Linked DNA regions of Homo sapiens: region 1 is linked to region 2. Evidence: read pairs that join two places in POLR2A ChIA-PET (ENCODE). Cell type or tissue: A673. All regions are shown on one strand. Each heading gives the region's core, and the rest is flanking DNA. Links, peaks and the distances in the headings are about the cores only.

The links. Peaks named below come from ENCODE experiments on the same cell type or tissue, not always from the same donor. Only the 100,000 strongest peaks of a DNase experiment are listed, where the experiment ranks them.
Region 1: POLR2A ChIA-PET joins it to region 2 with 12 read pairs; 1 of 35 experiments calls an interaction of 5 or more read pairs at or near these places.

The regions. Positions count from the first base shown.
Region 1 is chr10:19,833,737-19,844,345 of GRCh38, reverse strand. All of the region lies in intron 1 of PLXDC2 (plexin domain containing 2), which reads right to left. Among named protein-coding and RNA genes, the nearest start is that of PLXDC2, 23 kb to the right of the region's middle. In A673, for the core only: no CTCF peak of the experiment used is centred there; DNase peaks (open chromatin) are centred at 4,515 and 4,815; H3K27ac peaks cover 880 bases.
Region 2 is chr10:18,912,814-18,923,422 of GRCh38, reverse strand. No RefSeq gene overlaps it. Among named protein-coding and RNA genes, the nearest start is that of MALRD1, 130 kb to the left of the region's middle. In A673, for the core only: a CTCF peak has its summit at 5,371 (motif pointing left); DNase peaks (open chromatin) are centred at 4,652, 5,342, 5,792, 6,182 and 1 weaker place; H3K4me3 peaks cover 2,572 bases; H3K27ac peaks cover 4,488 bases.

The DNA.
Region 1 (10,609 bases), core at 1,830-6,829, 920 kb before region 2:
ACTTAGTCATTTTGACTGAAACTCTGTACCCGCTGGGATAGGAACCATTCGTTCAAAAACAAATTTACAAAATAAACTATGATCCTAATCCAGTTTCTCCACTAAAAATCCGACTAATTTTTCAACAAATCATACTTTCGCTCTTCACAGTCACGTCAAAAAACGTTCTGCAAGAGAGAAATTGAGGTAATTGACGTTGAGAACACCGCTCACTACAGATACAATTTTCCTGTGTGTCTGTCTTATCTGTTCTTTAATTTTTTTCCATTTTTATTTATTTAGATACATAATATTTTACGTATTTGCAGAATACATGCCATATTTTGTCACATGTGTAGAATATATAACCATCAGTCAGGGCATTTGGGGCACCCATCACCTTCACTGTTTATCATTTTTATGTATTGGGAACACTTCAAGTCCTCTCTTCCAGCTATTTGAAATACACAATACAGTTTTGCTAACTACAGTCACCCTCCTCTGCTACAGAATGTCGGGGCTTATTTGTTCTATCAAACTGTATGTTTATACCCACTAACCAACCTCTCTTTATCCCCCTTTACCACCCACACACTCTTCCCAGGCTCTGATATCAGTCATTCTATTCTTTAGCTCCAGGAGATCACATTTTTTTAGCTCCCACATATGAATGAGAAACATGTGGGATCTTTCTTTCTGTTCCTGCCTTATTTCCCCTAATATAATGACCTCCAGTTCTATTCATGTTGTTGCAAATGACAGGATTTCATTCTTTCAGATAACTATTGTGTATATACACCACATTTAGTTATTTACTTATTTTTCCTGTACATTTCTCACTTCTCTTATTTTCTAATGTTTATTTTTCTGTCTCTGATTTTCTTCTTCACTAGAAAATATCTTAATGCAGCCAGAAGCTCTCAGTGGTACCCGTGGATGGTGTCCTTATGGAGGAATCCTACGATAACAGGGGTAGACTCTTTGGAAACCCAGAAAAACTTTACAAATAAAGAACATGAGAATAAATCGATATTGGATAAATTGACATTGAATAATTATCAAATTAATACCTTAGCTTTAAATTGTGAAACAAAAAAATAAGTATTCCATTGCATTTATCTTTTAAAATGCAGCAATGAAAAGCATGTTTACCACATAAACACTGTTTTCAAACAGTATTCATAAATAAGTCAATTGAGCTAAATGTGATTTAAAACTACCTTGGTGGGAAACCAAAATGCTGTAGATACAGTGGCAGATCGTTGTAAAGACATTAGGGGTCCGGTAAATTTTATAGAAAAAAAAATATGACATAAGTTAAAAGCATTACTAAGAAGGAGGATATGTAATAAAGGATAAAAATATATTTTTAAATTGAAGCTATGTGGGGAAAACATATCAGCCAATAAACACTGAATACATTTAGCTGTGCACTGCTTTTTTTAGTTACTCCTGTCAGATTTGTTTACATCATATCAGATAATATAAACATGACGTCAAAAGATAAGAAGGCTTTATAGAGCAAAAAAGAAAGCTCCATTTATGGCCTATATTAATAAGAATTCACAAGAGAGAGAAGGATATTCATTAACCCATATACGAGGAAAAGTCTATCCACAAGTTAAGACCTACATCCTTCTTCTAAATTTGCAATGTGTTTAGCTGCCTTCAAATTCACCTTCTCCGAGCAAGATAAAAGCTTCTTACTGGCTTAGGTTTTGCAGATAATCTTCTGGCCTATGAGTTGAAGTCAGCATGAGTGTTACTTATAAAGATGTTCATTATGCTGTGACTCAAACCAGTGGGAAAATAAGGTGGTTAAATGATCAAGGTTTCAGTGGGTAATACATGGGAGAAATCAACAGAGAGCAAGGACATTGGGAGCTGCAGTTGTCAGGACACTTCTTATGAAAGGACAGGGGTGGGAAATGTATACATTTAGCTGAACCCTAAAAAGTAATCCCAGCATTGAAGCCCATTACTGTACACCGGTGAGTATTATATGCCTCAACGCATGCTAAGAGGTCCTGGAATCATATCTCCATTCAGTGAAGAGACATAGATAACACTAGAGTACCAGGTTATCAAAATGACTCCAGTATCCTACTCCAAATCTGAAACCTCAATGTAAATACAGGGATCTGAAGCTACCTGTAAATATTATCATTTATTCTCCTTGTCAATTCTCAGCCTCCAGAGTAGCTGAGATCACAGGCATGCACCACCATGCCTGGCTAGTTTTTTAAATTTTTTGTAGAGATGAGGATTTTGGGATGTTGCTCTACCTGGTCTTGAACTCCTGGCCTCAAATGATCCTCCCACCTTGGCCTCCCTAAATGCTAGTATTATAGGCACCGGCCACTGTGCCTGGCCTCAAGTGGTTTTTAATGTGGGGCATGACAGACTATCCATTGGGGTGTTTGTTTCTTTTCATTTCTATTTTTTTGTATGTTATAATGTACATAATACTACTTACATTATAAACATACTGCTATGTACGTATATACTACTATGTTTGCTATAAAATACAAACAGAAATGAAAAGATGTACAGGCACATTAGATATAAATGAGCAATGCTGAATAAAAATCATCAGCACTTACTGAAAGTTTCCTATGTCTGGCATTCTGTTAGTCACTTTACCTGAATTAACTAATTTAATCCTCAAAGTCACGAATGAGGTAGAGGTTCTTATTATTCTCATTTTACAAATGAAGAAAGAAAGGCACAGAAGTCTATCTGTCTAAGGTCACAGCTAGTGACCAAAATAGATGGGGAAAAGATGATAGATAGACAGATAGGCAACACTTAAAAAAAAAAAAAAAAAAACCCTGAAACACACCATATTCTAACAATGGTCATTTATGATCACTAGATGATAAACAAGATTTTTCTTCTATATACTGTTTTGTATCTTCTAAAATATCTATAATGAACAGAATTGCCTTCATAACTTGAAAGAAATATGAAATAAGGAAAAGCATTAAGTTTTAAAATGGAAACACTGAAATTTAGTGAAAAAGGTAGAAAACCAAAAGACACACTGAAGAACAAGGTAGAAACTTACATTACTTGAGAAATAAAGAATGGGCATGGGCTGATTTTTTAATCATAATGTGCACATTTCAAAGTGTGATGATGGTCAAATGAATAAAAACAAATCTAAGAAACAAGCCTCCATCTGTGAAAATAAGCTTCAACAAGAAATGAAATCACTTTGAAAACGATGTAAGATTTGAAGAGAAGGATTCGAACACTGATGTTCCATGGTTCGGCTAATCAAAAATGCTCAAATGTTTTAGATTGTGATGGGTAAAGGACACAGAGCAATGCCTATTCTAGACAGCTGAGGAAAATTACTTGCTTCATAAGGATTCTAGGCAGGTTTCTGGAATTAAATTGGTGGCAGTAATCATGTTGTTATTAGTGTAATTGCTTTCTGACATCTGTTTCACTGTCATAATCAGTTCTCTGATAATAGCAAATGACATGAATAGTATATATCTAATCAGTAATATTCAATGCTTCACCAAAATAAAATTGAAATTATATACCAATTATATACACTCCTTACCAAATTCTCTTCAATCACGTAATATCACACATATGATATTTACTGCAATAATGAGGATAGGCCAGTCCTTACTGTCCTTTCCTAGTAATTTGTTTTCAATAATTTTTATGAGGTCATATAAATTAGAAGTTCCTTGATGAAATAAGAATGTATACATTGTGGCTGAAGGCATGAGGATGTGTAATTTTTAAACAAAATGTGTTTTTATTACATTTTTATTACCAAAGCTTACTATTCAATGTACTCTGTCTTGGAACTGTGAGCTTACTTAGTTTTTAATGATAAATTTAATATTAATAACAGTAAGATTGAAAGAGTATTTTAAGGCTGAGCCTGCCACCACAACTATGGTTATGACCTTCAAAAATAATATAAACTTCCTGGGTTATATTTGTAAAATGAAGAGATTGGACCAGATAGCCCCTAAATCCTCCATCTAGGAAAGTTTTGTAATCTTATTTGAAAGCTGCATACTTATCTAAAGCTTAAACACTTGAGTTTTTAGTTAATGTTAATCTTCTCCCTTCTCTGTAGCCAAATGAATAAAACTTTTATTTTAGTTTTAATCCTAAGAGATTCCTTTCCTGAAAAAAAAATAGCATTTCACAACTATATATAGATATTAACTGTCAATCCAAAACACATTGCTGACCACTGGCATTTCCAAGATAGATTTTAGTGAAGAAAAAGAATCTACAGGACATCAGTGCATCAGAAAATGACAGGAGAGTGGTGAACAAACCCTTTGGGTTCCAGTAACATTACACAGGAAATTAGTTAACATTTAGTTTTTGTCTTCAATTATTCCTCCTTATCAAGAAGTGATTTAAAAAATTCTACTGCCAACCTATTCAAACGATGAAATTTTAGATTGTTTGAAGATCTAAATGGCTATTTAGAATGAAAGCAAGTTAATTTTCCTTCAACCTTTGTTATCATAAGATGTTAATACATATGTAACCTTAACAGGAAGCAAGAAAGTAAATGGATGTATGCCCAAAATCTACATTCTAAAGAGTCTGCCGTTACACATTAATCTCTGTCGAGTATCTCTAGTATCTGTTTAACAAAAAAGTAACAGTTACCATTGGTGAACGCCCCAGATCAGGTACTAAGAATTCTCTGTTTCATATTTTAATCATCACAAAAAAAAAAAACACCAACATGTGAGGTGGGCATTATCATTTGATTTTACAGAAGACAAAACCAAAGAATTAAGGGTGAAGCAATTTCCCAAGTACACAGAATTAATAATTCATGAAACTTGGAATCAAACCCAGGCCAGTTCTTTAAGGCCCCTGTGAGCTGAGTCTAGTTCAGTGGTGTCCAATCTTTTGGCTTCCCTGGGCCACATTGGAAGAATTGTCCTGGGACACACGTAAAGCTCACTAACACTGAAGATAGCTGATAAGCTTAAAAAGAAATTGCAAAAAAATCTCATAATGTTTTAAGAATGTTTACGAATTTGTGTTGGGCTGCATTCAAAGCTGTCCTGGGCCACATGCCCAGGGCACATGGGCCATGGGTTGGACAAGCTTTCTAGACCTTTCTCTGTTGTTTCTTAGCTGAAGGTAGCAGAGCAGTAACTTTTTTTTTTTTTTTTTTTGAGACTGAGTTTCGCTCTTGTCTCTCAGGCTGGAGTGCAATGGTGGGATCTCTGCTCACTGCAGCCCCTGCTTCCCAAGTTCAAGGGATTCTCCTGCCTCAGTGTCCTGAGTAGCTGGCATTACAGGCACCCACCACCGTGCCTGGAAGATTTTTGTATTTTTATTACAGACGGGGTTTCACCATGTTGGCCAGGCTGGTCTTGAACTCCTGGCCTTAGGTGATCCACTGGCCTCGGCCTCACAAAATGCTGGAATTATAGGCATGAGCCACCACACCTGGCCCCAGAGCAGTAATCTTAAGCGATGCTTATAAGGAGCCGAAGCTTAAACTTGTAACACCTAGAGTCATCAGAATTCACTGGTGAGCACCACAATCCAGTTTGCATGTGTCACCACTTTTCTAATCAACCAGCACATTGTTAAAATTAGCAATTATATCACACTTATTTATCTTTATTCCCAATTATGAAATAACCATGAAAATAAATTCAATTAAGCATAATTCAGATGGAACTGTTTGAACAGGCTGCGGTTGTGTACACTGTCACACTCAATTTCCAAAACAGGCTTTTATAGCAAACATTTCTATCTTTGTTCTATAAGACTGAATAATTGACTTCAGTTCATCTGAGCTCACACTTTTCAAAAGCATTTCAACACCTTCATAAATTTAAGGAGACTATAGCAAAGTGACTTGTCTGTTTTACTTGGACTTAAATTGCTCTGATTACAGATTTCCAATGTTGTATTTATTATCATGGGCTAGGAAACAACAGAGTAAAGTTAACAAATAGTATAGAAAATACTAAAAGCTTGAGTTGTTTTCAGTCTTTTATACGTAAATGAATAATTCCATAATCTATTCTAGCAATACAAGTGAATATTTAGAAACTGGAAGTTTAAATTTTTTAAAGTTATATATTAGCCGGGCATGGTGGTTCACACCTGTAATCCAAGCACTTTGGGAGGCCTAGGTGAGAGGACTGCTAGAGCCCAAAAGTTTGAGACCAGCCTGGGCAACATAGCAAGACCCTGTCTTTACAAAAAAACTTAAAAATATTGGGAGTCTGGGGTGGAAAGACGGTTTGAGCCCCAGGAGTTGGAGCCTGCAGTGAGTCATGATCGTACCACTGCACTCCAGTCTGGGCAATAGAATGAGACCCTGTCTCAAAAATAAATAAATCAATAAATATATAAATTTATTGAATTGTAACTATTTTTTCCTTCTTGTTTCACCAAAATGCAAGTAATGGACAGAGGAAATGGTTTTACGTTAGTCACTTTTTGCTAATATCTTGTCAGGTTAAGAGTCTTACATGAACAAGAAATAAACTAAACCAAAACAAAAAGGACAGGCCTCGGTTGCTGATTTATGTGGAAGCATGTGACAAAGCAATTTACATAGGCAAACAATGATAAATGACCTAACAAGTTCAGTTACAAACTGAACGATCACTGCAGACTGATGCACATTTATATTCTATGTTTGCATTTCTGCATGTCTTATAAAACAAATTGCAAAATCCATTAATTTTGCATTTTGGTGTTTTTGTGTTTGCAACTCATTACAAAGTTAAACTAGGTCGGATCATTTCAGCAAGCACAAACTATGTAACCACCTTAGCATTCACCCATAAATATTGTAAAATTATCAGAACCTGACCTAAGCCACCCATTTATCATCTTTTACTTTCTTTCCAACTCATTTATTTGTCTCTGCCTGCCCACCAACACACACATACACACACACACACACACACACACACACACACACACTCTCTCTCTCTCTCTCTCTCTCTCACTTACTCAATGAGAAAACAGAGCAATGTTGCAATTACTAAGAGAAACAACCGTATGATCTATCCTGAAAGATAACCTACTGATAAGAAGGGCTTATGTGTTTTAACTTTTGTTCTTGTTTGTAATTTCAAACTTGCATAAGCTTGATATTTCACTTCATTTCTTTTTTTTACTTCAACCTGGTGAGGAATGTCTTGCTGGGTAACATGTTACAGGTGATTACAATCAGCCCTTTTAGTCCTCAAACAATCTTATAAAACAACTGTTGATAAAAAAAAAACCTTCAATTCACCTCGCAAGCAATACTTGGAGAAAATAAATAATGTCTCTTTTATAAGACTTTACAGTTTCTTAGTGAGAAGAGAGTTCCAAAAATTTCTTGAAAGGCAATTTTGAACTTATTCCCTGATTCCTTAAACACAAATAAAGGCTAGAAAGTCCCTATTTCACAAATGCTTACTGAGTACCTAATATGTGCAAGGGACTATTTTAATCACCACAAAAATTCATCTTCGCAAGAGCCATAAAATTAATTACAGTGAGGAAAAACAACATTCTTTCTTCTATTTATTATTGTAATTCCCGATCTCCTTATTGGCGAAAGAACAATGGAGTCAGGATTGCCTTTCTTTCAGGGTGTAAAATTGACTTTAAAAAGTGGCTGAAACTAAACAAATTATTTTACATATCCTGGTCTTGAATGCAGCTGTTATTTCTTTATGCTGTTAGAACCATTTCGTAGCCCCAGACTTCACTGATAAAATAAAATGGAACTTACTCATTTTTCCTGCTGCCACTTCTTAAGATGAGATTCTCTTTCCAACAAACTTGATTCTATTTGAGTGATTTCATGGATTTAAGGACTTCAGGTTACATAAAACGTGATATCATCTAAGCCTTAATTAAATTTTTATTAGGTGTCACAGCAATATTCTTGCAAGTGATAAAAGAAAGCCTTTTTAAAGTCAAGTTGCATTTTTGGAAGGCTGTGATCATTTTTGTTGAGACAGTGATCCTAACATGGTTTCCTGTATTGCTAGTATAGATTCTCAACTCACTTATGCACCTACTGATTGTCTTCCCCCATGCCTATAAATGAGCTCAAATCTCCTTTGCCGGCAAAAAACCCTCTCTTCTCTTATGTTCCCCTCTGGCCACTCCCTCTCTGTCATTTACTTCCCAACCATACTCTTTTTTTTGTTTTCTTTTCAGACAGGGTCTCACTCTGTTGCCCAGGCTGGAGTGCGGTGGACCAATCTTGGCTCACTGCAGCCTCAACCTCTTGGGCTCAAGAAATCCTTCCACCTCAGCTTCCAGTGTAGCTGGGACCACAGATGTGCACCACCACATCCTGCTAATTTTTTTATTTTTATTTTTGTAGAGATGGGGTCTCACTTTGTTGCCCAGGCTGGTCTCAAACTGCTGGGCTCAAGCGATCCTCCCATGTCAGCCCCCCAAAGTGCTGAAATTATGGCTGTGAGCCACCACACCCAGATCCCAGCCATGCTTTTTAAAAGGCTGGCACGTCATCCACCTTACTGCATCCTTCTCTGATCTTCATCACTACCCTACCACAATCTGCCACCAGCTAGCCACCATTCCTCCACCAAAACCACTCTTATTGAATTCCCTGATCTGTCCTAGTGATGCTTTTCCTAATCTGCCTCTCACTCTAGGTGGCTCCTCCTATATCTCCCGCCTGGGGGCCCATTCCTCAGTTTCCCCTTCCCAGACCAGCTCTCTAGGACTCTGACCTTGACCCTCTGCTCTTCTCTGATTATTCCTGCTCACTGGCTGGTTCCCATCACCACCAGATACACCTCGATGATTTGACATCCTGAACTCATCTGAGCCCTCCCTGCTGAGCCCCAGTCCTGGGAGAGTTGCTGTCTTCACTGGTATGTCCCATGAGCACCTCAGTACTCGCCAAGTCTAAGGTTGAGCTCATGTTTCTATTCCCTAAAGCACCTGGAAAACATGAGAATTATCTTAGCTATCCTCCTCTTATCTGAAGCCTGCATCACATTCCATCTTTATTGATCCAGTAGTGCTGAATTTGGTCTATCTCTAGACCTGCCCTTCCTAGCTGCTCTCCACACTAGAGAGACCCTTTGAAGAGCCCATCTGAGTTTGTCACTCAGCTGATAAAAAACCTGTCTGGGTGCGGTGGCTCAAGTCTGAAATTTCAGCACTTTGGGCCAACTGTCAACTTCATGGGAGAATTCAACACCCGGCTAGGTGTGCAAGGCCCTTCCTAATCTTGTGCCTGCTCTTGCCCAACAGGCAAGGGCAGTTCCCTGAAGATTTCACAGTTCTCTGCCCCAGGATTGTTCTCTCTGTTCAGGATGCCTTTCCATCATCTCTGCCCTCCTGCCACTCACACTTCAAATGCAGACCCAGACATACCTCCCTAGGAAGCCTTCCCTGACTCTCTAGGCTAAGACCTATGCTCCCATTTCTCAATGCCATAGTGAATGCACCCACTCTCTCTCTCACACACATATATACACACATCACATTTTCTTACAATTGTCCTTTTTACTTCATGGTAACCTCTACCTGGCAAAGGCTGTATTTTGTATCCCTTCACATCACAATGCTAGGCGCATAGGATACATCTAGCAAATGTTTGTATAGTGAATAAATAATTCTTCTCAGAGCTAAACCTCACTATCAACCCCAACCTAACAGCATATTAATGTCACTTTAATTCAGTCATCTCAGTCCTTTCGAAACAATTACATCTTGAGCCAATTTTGTTTAGTTTATAGGCTAATCCAATTAGATAATTTGGGAAGCTTGAAAAGTTACTAATGTCTGATAATATTAACAAACAGTCTATTGCCAGATGTGTATTGAAATGGTGGCATAGGTGGTATACAGATAGTGTAGCAAATGGGATATTGATTCGGTCCTCAGAGACCCCAACCTCTTTCTTGAGCAGTTTTCTCTCAGCCCCTTTTTGGTATATCTGTCCCTTTGCCTTTGTTAACCCCTGTCTCTTCACAGACACACACAGACACACACACACTCTCTCTCTCTCTCTCTCTCTCTCTACCTCTCTCTTTCTCTGTGATTTTGTGCTGTTCTTGATCTAACCAGGGGCCTTGCCAAAGGCTTCCTTTCCCAGTCCATTGAAACCTGGACACTATACCTGTCTTTTTAGCACACCTGTTCTAGGTTTCAAATGCAGAAGATATGGATGACCATTCCTCCTCCTTGCAATATTTCACATTTTCCAAGATATATTAACTAAACCCAAATAAATGACTCTGTAAGTTAATGACAACCTGCAAGTTCATGCAGGAACAAGGACTGGTTCCATTGCTTTCAAATAACACCATGAAGACGTCCACTTCTATTGCCCATATGTTTAGGGCTAGACTCAACCAAAACACTAAAGGCCTCCATACAGTTCTGGAGAAAAAAAAAAAAAAAGCAAAATATGAAATGCCCAGGAAACTCTGAACTCTGAATGCTTTTTAAAGATTTGTATGCATTTTTTATTTTGACATTTCTTATCTTCTATTCATTGATGCAATCTTAGAACAGGTGTCTTTTTCTTACACATAGATTGCTTACCTTTTCGATTAATTCACTAACACACAGGTAGCATTTTGGATTCCTTTATACACAGAGCATCATTATC
Region 2 (10,609 bases), core at 3,486-8,485:
TGTTTTTGCAGCTTCTTCTGTGAGGGTATGTCCCAGTCTGAATAGATGAGGGCATTCTGAATGCGTAGGATGGCGTTTAGGTCTGACAGAGAAAATCCCCAATGAGGACAGCTATAAAGGAGAAGGGCTAAATCTGTTTATAAACTCTACCCAAATCCTTGGTTAATCCCTGAACTATATATACTCCAGAGGTTCAAGTGAAGGAAATAGTGGAGGCCCAAGAAATTGAGGGGAAATTTCAATTGCTTGTTCACCAAAGGAGTGACAGAATTAGGAGTTACAGTTTAGCTAAATTAATTGTTGGGTAGGACAAAAGCCAAATTTTGAGATTTTTCATTGAAATATAACAAAATTCAGAATGCCTACAATATAACAACTAAAATGTACATTACACGACAAAAATTACTAGACATTATTTTAAAAAGAAAGCAAAACAAAAACAAAATTCCCATATCAAGAGAAAAAAGTCAATAAAACCAACCCCACAATTACCCAGATGTGATAGTGTAGATTTCAGAACACCTACTATAAACATGTTCAAAAGTGTAAATAAAAATATTACTGAATGAATGAACAGAAAGAAAATGTTAACAGAAATTTGGAAGCTATAACTGTGAACTAAATGGAAATTTTAGAACTGAAAATTACAATGTTAAAATTAGAATTTTGCTTAATAGGCTTAACAGCAGAATTGAGATTCCAAGAAAAGCACAATAAATGAAGAGAGATAAATAGAAATGTTCCAATCTAAAAAACAGAGAAAGAAAGATTGAAAAAATGATTAGAACACAGCTTCAGTGATAGATATATGAAACAATATTAAGTCATCTAACAGTTGGAATCAGAGCCTAAAAAAAGAGCAGAGAGAGGAAGAAAAATATTTTAAAGAAATAGTAGTTGAAATTATCATAACTTTGGTGAAAATTACAACCTTGAAATGGAAAGGAAAAACAATAGCAAATGCCAAGCAGGATAATAAAACAAACAAACAAATATCTAGGCACATTACAGCCAAATGGCTGAAAATAAAGAGTTGAGAGAAAATCTTAAAATCAACCAGAGGAAAATGAGTATTACATTTGGAAAAGGGGAGCAACAATAACCAAAAAACAAAAACAAAAAACTTATTAAGGGCCAGAAAACAATACAACAACATCTTTAAAGTACTGGAAGAAAAATCTCAACCCAGAATTCTAACCTCCTGCAAATATTCCTTGAAAAATTACAGCAATAACTTAACAAAAATAGCTAACTTTGGATGAACTTTGAAGATATTATGCTAAGGGAAATAAGCCAGTCACAAAAGGACAAATCCTGTATTACTCTATGCAGATGAAATAACTAAAGGGTCAAAAATCATAAAAACAGTAAGTAGAAATCTGATTAGAGGAAAGAGAGAGTATTTATATCTAATGGTATAGAGTTTCAGTGTTGCAAGCTGAGAAAGTTGTAGAGATCTGTTGCACAAAAATACTTAACACTACTAAACTATATACTTGAAAATGGTTAAGATGGCAAATTTAATGTTAAGTGTTTTTATCATAATAAAATAAAGTTTAAAAAGCTATAAAAATAAAGACATTTTTAGATATATGAAAATTAAATTTGTCAGCAGCAGACATGCATTACAAGAAATGTTAAGGAAAGTACCTGAAGCTGAAACAACACCAGATGAAAACCTGGATACAAGTAAAACCGGGTAATAACTCAGGTAAATAAGAGCTGCATAAATGGAATTAAACTGATGCCAAATTGCTATTTTTGCTGGAATTAAGTCAGTATTAACTTGAAGTAGATGAAATATATAATATGCATCATTTTCATGGGTATATGATACATTCTGCAGACAATATTGTAGGCCATAATACAAGTTTCAAGAATCTTTGAAGTATTTAAATAAAACAAAATGTATTCTCTGACCACAATGGAACTAAATTAGCAATCAGTGGAAAGAAATATGAGAAACCCCTAAATATTTGGAAATTAAATGATACATATTTAAATAACACAAGTCAAAGAAATCACAAAGCAAATTAGAAAATTTCTTGAACTAAGTGAAAAAAAAACAAACTCCACAACATATCAACATTTAAGTAATGCAGTGAAAGCAGTGTCACTTGGCCCTTGTCACATGACTCTGAAGGAATTAGGGCTCAGGGAATCTAGAAAATTTTGGAATGATTCCTATTGCTATTGCTGTGAGTTGCATACTGTCCTTTGCCTCTGACCCAAGAGTCTTGTATCTTTTTCCAGGATCCAAAATCTGTGGCAGGCTACCTTGTTAACTCAGAAGTAGAATAAAATCTCAGATCCTTCACAGTTCTTGACAAAGATCTATAAATCATAATCCAGGAACAGATCTAGTATATTTAAGAAGTTAATGTTTAACAAAGGAGGAATTTTAATTCAGTGGAAAACTGTGAAGTTCAACAAATGGTATTGAAACAACTGGCTTTCCAACTGGAATAAAATTAAAGCAGACTCATTATTTCACCATGTACATCAATAAATTTCAGAAGAACAAAACACTTAAGTGTAAAACATAAAACAATAAAATTCACACACAGTTTATAATCTCAGGGGATCGTCTTTACCATAGAGAGAAATCCAGTAGGTATAAAAAGAAACTTATTTAAGTTACAAAAGTTTCAAAAAATTGTACGACATTAGGTACCAAAATGTAACAGATAAACAAGAGACACTGATAATATTGCAATGCAAACAAAAAAGATTAACATATAATATGATGAATTATGCCATGAGCTTTTAAAAATAGGCAAGGCGGAGATAAACTAACCTGTAGAAAACTACACAAGGATATGAAAAGGCAATTCATGAACTCCTGATCTCAGGTAATCCTCTGGCCTCGGCCTCCCAATGTGCTGGGATTATAGGTGTGAACCCTGTCTCTACTAAAAACACAAAAATTAGCCAGGCGTGGTGGCGTTTGCCTATAGTCCCAGGCTACTTGGGAGGCTGAGACGCAAGAATTGCTTGAACCCAGGAGACAGAGGTTGCAGTGAGCTGAGACTGTGCCCGCGCCACTGGGCAACAGAACGAGGCTCCATCTCAAGAAAAAAAAAAAAAAAAGAAAAGAAAAATGAAAAGGCAATGCACAGATCTTACCCAAATGACAAAAAATATATATATTAGAAAAAGATGTCCAATTATAGTAGCAATAAGAGTGCAAATGAAATTTGCTGTGATATAATATGCTATCCTCATAGGCAAAAATTAAAAATTATCATCTCTTACAGATGGAGCATAAGAGAACATAAGATTATATTCTTATATACTTCCTACGGAAATGTAGCTTGCTAGAAACTTTTGGAAAATGATCGATCAACAACTATTAAAATTAAGAATATTGAATGTGTACTCCTTCAAAATAGCAACCAGACATATGTACAAGAATATTAATTGCAACACCGTTCATAATGACTGAAAGTGCAAACACACTGAATGCCCATTGTCAAAAGAATACTGGACAACTTATAGGATACACGACCATGACATATTATATAGCCAATCAAAAGAATAAATAAGAAGTAAACCATTGAATTTGAAAAGATTTCCAACTGCATTAAATGAGAAAAGCAAAACTCAGGAAACTGTATATTACTTAATTATTATTCATATCCATATATGTATATTTTATGTGATTATATAAGCATGAAAAAAATAGGAAAATCATGTTGTTAACATGGTATCTCTGTGTAGAGATGGTCAGTTTGATTTGATGGGAGAGGAAAGAAAAAAAAGAGTTCAGCAAAATGTAGAAGTGGATTCATAATATCATAAATTCATGAAATGTGTTCATTTCCATGGCTGTGTGTCTGTAAAATTTAACCATCAAACAACAAAGGAGTGTTTGAATACATAATAAGAAAATAATAGAATCTCTAAGTTATTGTGGTAAAAGGTGGAAAAGTACTCATTTTGATTAAGTAATCTGGCCTTAAATTTTGCCTTTGCCAATTACTAGCCTTGAAACTTTGGGCAAATTCAATAATCTCCCTGAGCCTCAGTTTCCTCATTTGCAAAATTTTATTAGACATATCCTAAATTATTTAGTTTCACAGGGTTGTTACAAAGGTTACATTCTATAATGTATGTTACATTTATAATAAATTGTAAAATTTGTACTGCATGACTGTTATTATTGTATTATAATTAGAATTATATAAACTATAGATTGCATCCTAACCTTTCCATAAGCTGCTAAAGTTATCACTATGCAGAAATTATCCAGTCTTACTTCCAAAGTAAGGCAATGTTGGCACCGAAATGGAAAAGAATGATAAAAATCTTAAGCATATAAGTGGAGACTAATTTACTATAAGCTTTCCTTACAGCAACCATAACTTACCCTCCAAAATTTTTGGTTAAATCTAGGGCAACCTGAGTATCTTTCATCAGAAATATTGGACGTGCACAATTTGTATTTGACCTTGTTCACAGTAACGCAAAATACTGAACAGGTGTTATTTTTCTGATTCTGCCTTACTGTTTCCTCACTTACCCATGTAACCATGAGGAAATCCAGAGTGAACATTAGAGATAAAGGAATCAGCTGCAGATTACTATAGAACCCAAGAGTCACCCCCATACTGGCCAATTACTGGTAGAGCAAAATTCTCAGTTGCATTCTCAGCCTTGCTACTCATAGTGTGGTTCATGCCCCCAGCAACGTCAGCATCAGCTGACAGTTTATTAACGTGAATCATCTTAGGTCCCACCTCAGGTCAGATGAATACTCTGCATTTCAACAAGATTCCCTGGGTGATTTATTTGTACATTACAGTCTAACAAGCAAAGTCCTAAGCTATGTCTATCATGGAAAGTTATATACGGCTGCATAGATGCACGAACTGTTAGAAAAGGACATCAGAAGTCATTCTGGCCAGTGATTTTTCTGGCCATTGTGGTGGCTCACGTCTGTAATCCCAGTGCTTTGGGAAGGTAAGCTGGGAGGATGGCTTGAGGCCAGGAGTTCAAGACCAGCCTGGGAAACATAGCAAGCCCATCTCTACAAAAAATAAAAAGCCTTAGCTGGGTGTGGTGGTGCATGCCTGTAGTCCCAGCTACTCAGGAGGCTGAGGTGGGAGGCTCACTTGAGCCCAGGAGGTTGAGGCTACAGTGAGCTCTGATGTTGCCACTGCACTTCAGCCTGGGAGACAAAGCCAGACATTGTCTCTAAAAGCATATTTTTAAAAAGGTGGATTTCGTGAGCCAGCTTGAAGGAGAGTTGTTGGTGGATGGAGTTTGTAGGAGTTGTGTGTCTATGTGAGGCAAGGGGTGGAGGTGGGTATAGGTAGGGAAAGACAGTGAAAGTGGTATAGCGGAGGGCTTGCCATCTGCTGGTTACAACTTGCCTAGCCCTGAAGATGCCTATCTCAGCGCTATAGAAAGGAACGTCAGGCCAGCCAGGCGCGGTGGCTCACGCCTGTAATCCCAGCACTTTGGGAGGCCGAGGCAGGCGGATCACGAAGTCAGGAGATCGAGACCATCATGGCTAATATGGTGAAACCCCATCTCTACCAAAAAATACAAAAAAAATTAGCCGGGCGTGGTGGCGGGTGCCTGTAGTCCCAGCTACTTGGAAGGCTGAGGCAGGAGAATGGCGTGAACCCGGTAGGTGGAGCTTGCAGTGAGCCCAGATCACGCCCCTGCACTCCAGCCTCAGCAACAGAGCAAGACTCTGTGAAAGAAAGGAAGGAAGGAAGGAAGGAAGGAAGGAAGGAAGGAAGGAAGGAAGGGAGGGAGGGAGGGAGGGAGGGAGGGAGGGAGGGAGGGAGGGAGGAACGGACGGAGCGGGAGGGAGGAACGGACGGAGGGGGAGGGAGGGAGGAAGGAACAAACGAATGTCAGACCAAAACTGAAGGTCTACCCCTCTGGAACCCTGGGAGACTTCTGCTCACAAGTTGTGCTGCTTTGGTTCCAGGTAGCAAAATGTCACAAAATGGAAAAAGAGACTGTCTTCACACTTCAACCTGGGACAAGAACACGATGATGGTCAGCAGAGGACTTCAGGAAAAGCTTACTTAGAATTTCTCCCAATGCTGGAAAGCAATCATCGGGAAGAGAGGAAGCATAGACCCCCACATATTCTCCTGATGGCCACTGGTACCTCTGACTGCACTGAAGCAGCCCCAAGCAGCATCCTGGGACTCAGCATCGAGGGAGAACTGGCGTAGTAGAGAAGAACAGAATGAGCTTTCTCACCGCAGAGGAGTGAAAAAGCCTTGCTTTCGAGACACTTCTGGAGACATCCTAAAGTAACAGAGGCAGGGCTCTGGATGCTCTGCATAGGGAGGTGGTGAGGAGAAAGGTTGGTTTTGTTTCTTCATTTTACTTTTTTTTTTTCAAGAGACAGGATCTCACTCTGTCACCTAGGCTGGAGTGCAGTGGCAGGATCATAGCTCACTGCATCTCCAACTCCTGGGCTGAAGCAATCCTCCTGCCTCAGCCTCCCCAGTAGCTGGGACTACAAATACAAGCCATCGTATTCAGGTAAAATTTTTTATTTTATTTTATGTAGAGATAGAGTCTCACTACATTGTCCAGGCTGGCCTTGAACTTCTGGCCTCAAGAGATTCTCCACCTCAGCCTCCCAAAGTACAGGGACTACAGGTGTGAGCTACCACTTCCAGCTAAAGATTGTCATTTTTTAATGTGATTCCATTTGTCCTCCCATGCTAACTCATGTACCTTCATGTCACTTGGGGAAATACAGGTGACATTATGCAACATTTCTGTTTTCTTCTTTCTAAAACAGCAGCTAAATGTGGTTAAGCCATTCTTAGCGACTTCTAAGTTTCTAGGACCAAAGAGTTTCTATGTATTCAACGTATTTACCCACTTGGAAGCACAAATATAGCCGATTGATTTATATATTCCTAGTGGTAATATTTATAGTTAATGAAAGCATCAGACTTCATTCTTTAAAGCTATTTTTCCAGGATGGTAAAAAATGATTGCTAATACGTTATCTTGTTTTAGACTACATTTTTTCTTGTCATTGACAATGAAAATGTGCCTGTTTTTTATAGAGAGCAAGTTTAAGAAGATGTTTTCTATATTCTTAATTTAATTTGGTGATTATATAATCATCTCTCCTCTAAGGGAAACCAATGGCACTGCGGGTTTTTTTTTTTTTTTCTTATTCTCTGAACTAAACTCCTACAATCAAACAAAGAGGAGGCAGGACAAAAGTGTCTATTCATTTATAAGTAAAATAAATTGAACCTTGACTTATTAGAAAATGCAATTTGAGAATGAAAAATTACTTTCTTCACATAATGGCTTGGCATTTCTCATCCTTGCATACATCTGTTTCTTTTAAACTCTTAGCTTTTAGGCCTTGGCTGTTTTCATTATATTTAGAAAAATTGTCTTCAATTACATGACCCCAAACCAGGCCCTGGGCTCTTTACAAATCCATTTCTAATGTGCTGATCTTTATGCTGTACCTCAAAGACTCTTATCACTACGACTGAATGATACTTCATAATGCTGGAGAATCACTATTCCCAGCATCTTGAACAGTAAATGAATAGTCAAGCAAAACAGAATCCTAGTGCTATGTACAACTGTCCTTGAGAAGCTAAAAACACGAGATGTTTCAGATCTCAAATTTCAGCCCACATTCTCCCATCAAATGGTCTCCATTACAAAGGACTTCTAGTGCAGGTGGTAACATTTTTGACATTTATTTAACAAAAATGTATTAAACACCTAATATGTGCTTGCACTGATCCTTGTACTTGGAACTAGACCATGACCAAGATATGTAGAATTGTTCATGACTGTATCTGTGTCAATGTGGCTTTTAGTTGATTCCATTTCTATCTGTAGATTCCAGAAGGAAATAATCACATATGAGAAATATTTAATCCATAAGACAAGGTACTAGTTATGATATCAACAACTTGCTAAAAAGAAATGGTAGATATAGAATAAAGTGCAGTATTCCCCTGGCATTATGTGCTATTCAAGTCCTTGGTTTCTACTTCTCTTTATTGGACCCCACTTCCCACCACTAAGAGGGACAAGAGAGACTTGAAAGAAGCATGTGCTTTGCTCTTTGCTGATTCAATAGCAAGTCAACATCTCAACTTGTGGGCAGAAAATGTTGCTTCCAATGGCAGAAATCAATTAATTTGAGGGAAGCATCCTTCTTCTTGATTTAAGTGTAGTCTTTTACTACACACACTTTCATTTCCTGTCAATGAGAAGCAAAAGTAAAGGTGTTCTTGGAATGCATTTCTATTTAAAAAAAATTAAATGGTCAGGCACGGTGGCTCACGCCTGTAATCCCAGCACTTTGGGCTGTAATCCCAGTTCTTTGGGAGGTTGAGGCAAACAGATCATAAAGTCAGGAGTTTGAGACTATCCTGACCAACATGGTGAAATCCCGTCTCTACTGAAAATACAAAAATTATCCAGGCTTGGTGGCGCACACCTGTAATCCCAGCTACTCAGGAGGCTGAGGCAGGAGAATCGCCTGAACCTGGGAGGCAGAGGTTGAAGTGATCCGAGATTGTGCCACTGCACTCCAGCCTGGGCGACAGAGTGAGACTCCTTCTCAAAAAAAAAAAAAAAAAAAAAAAAAATTAAATGTAGATATAAATATACATGCAAAAGGATATTCCTTGCAGCAATGTTTGTAACAGTAAAAACTAGAAGCATCCTCAGCGTCTATCACTGGGGTCAGATTAATGAATTTTAGTAAAATACTATGCAGAATCAAAATCATGCTGTTTTTGCATTGTGGTAGGCTATATTCATTACCCCAATTTTTCACAGCTCCTGGTATTCACATTCTTTGTTAGTATATGCCCACACTGATTCTGCACTTGACCTTGTGATGGGCTTCAGTCAATAGGGTAATGGCAAATTCAATGCAAATAGAGGTTTGATAAAACTCTCATTGCCTCTGCATCAGCTCTTGGATCCCTGCCTCTGTAATTATAACATGCCTGAGCTAGCCTGCTTAAGAGACGTGAGAGGTAAATGGTGAAAAGCCAAGCTTTCCAGCTGATACCATTATAGACCAGCCAGCTCCTAGCCCACTTACTAACAGATGCATAAAAAAAAATACAACTAAGATCAACCTATATTTGAAGAACTACCAGCTGAAGCTATAGACACATGAAAGGTAAAAAAGGGCTATTGTTTTAAGTCATTAAGCTTTGGGATATTTTCTTACACAGCATTACACTGGTAATAGATTAATGAAATGTACTAACTCAATTTCAAAAAAAATATACTATTGAGTCATGAAGGCAAGTCAGAAAAATGATTATAGGATGATTACATTATACAAAAAAGATGTCTGATTCATATATAGAAAAAAGATCTAGTACAGAGGGATATATACCAATATTTACAATATTTACCTCTAGGAAGAAAAATAGATTGGGGAGTATAAGGTAGATTCTTACTTTAAAATCTATATAATCTTTATTGATTTAAAAAAATTTTCCTAGTGAGCATATTTTCATGCATTACTTATATAATTTTTAAAAATCTTCAAGACAAACCACAGCTATAAATATCACCATCACAATATATATTTTCTCTTCACCTAGCTCATTTGTTAAAAGGACATAAAACTTTATGTGATGAATATTTTAGTGAAATTTCATGTGACTTGCAGAACACTTTGAAAATTGAAAATTGTTTAAAAACCTCTTCAAGGAAGATGTAAGATAAACAGGCAGACAGCAAGCATAAGAACAGATGTGTGGTTTACTAAGTTCTTCATACTATTTAAATATAGCCTTAATTAGGTTAGATGGGAAACAACAGAAAAAGAAACACTCAGAATCCTCTTGAACTATCTGGGAGGTTCAGCATTGTCAGTACAGTAGATATAAATACTATTTCCTTGAGCACAGAATTGTCCCAGTACTTCAGTTGTGAGAGATGTTATCATTTTAGAGCACCTAATTCTAAAGCATCTTTATTAAGGAAGTGTCTTAGTCTGTTTTCTTTGCTATAATGGAATACCACAGACTGGGTAATTTACAAAGAACAGAGGTTGATTTTGCTCACAGTTCTGGAGGCCAGGAAGTCCAAGCACATGGTCGCGGCATCTGGTGAGGGCCTTCTTGCTACATCATAACATGGCAAGAGGCCAAGAAAGTGCCAGTTCAGGTCTTTATCTTCTTATAAAGCCATCAGCTTCATCATGGGAAACCCTGCCTGATGACCTTAACTAACGCTAATTATCTCCCAAAGACCCCACCTCCACGTAACATCAACATATGAATTTGGGAATTAAGTTTCCAACACATACAATTTGGGGGACATACTCAAACCATAGCAGAAAGTTTCCATTAAGAATCATAAATTTTGAGTTTGATAATTTGGTATTTATATCCCAATTTAGTCACTTTTTCAATCTTTTGGAGTCGGAATTTTTAAATCTACATAAAAAGGTAAATCTATGTAGATTCTCACAAGATAATTGTGAGGGTTAAATAAGATACTTCCCTTCACTATATAAATAAATAATATTATTTAAATACCTTTTGAACCCACCAATAAAACACACAGAAGACAATCACTTATGGGGTAAGATTTTGAGAAAACCTGAATTTAT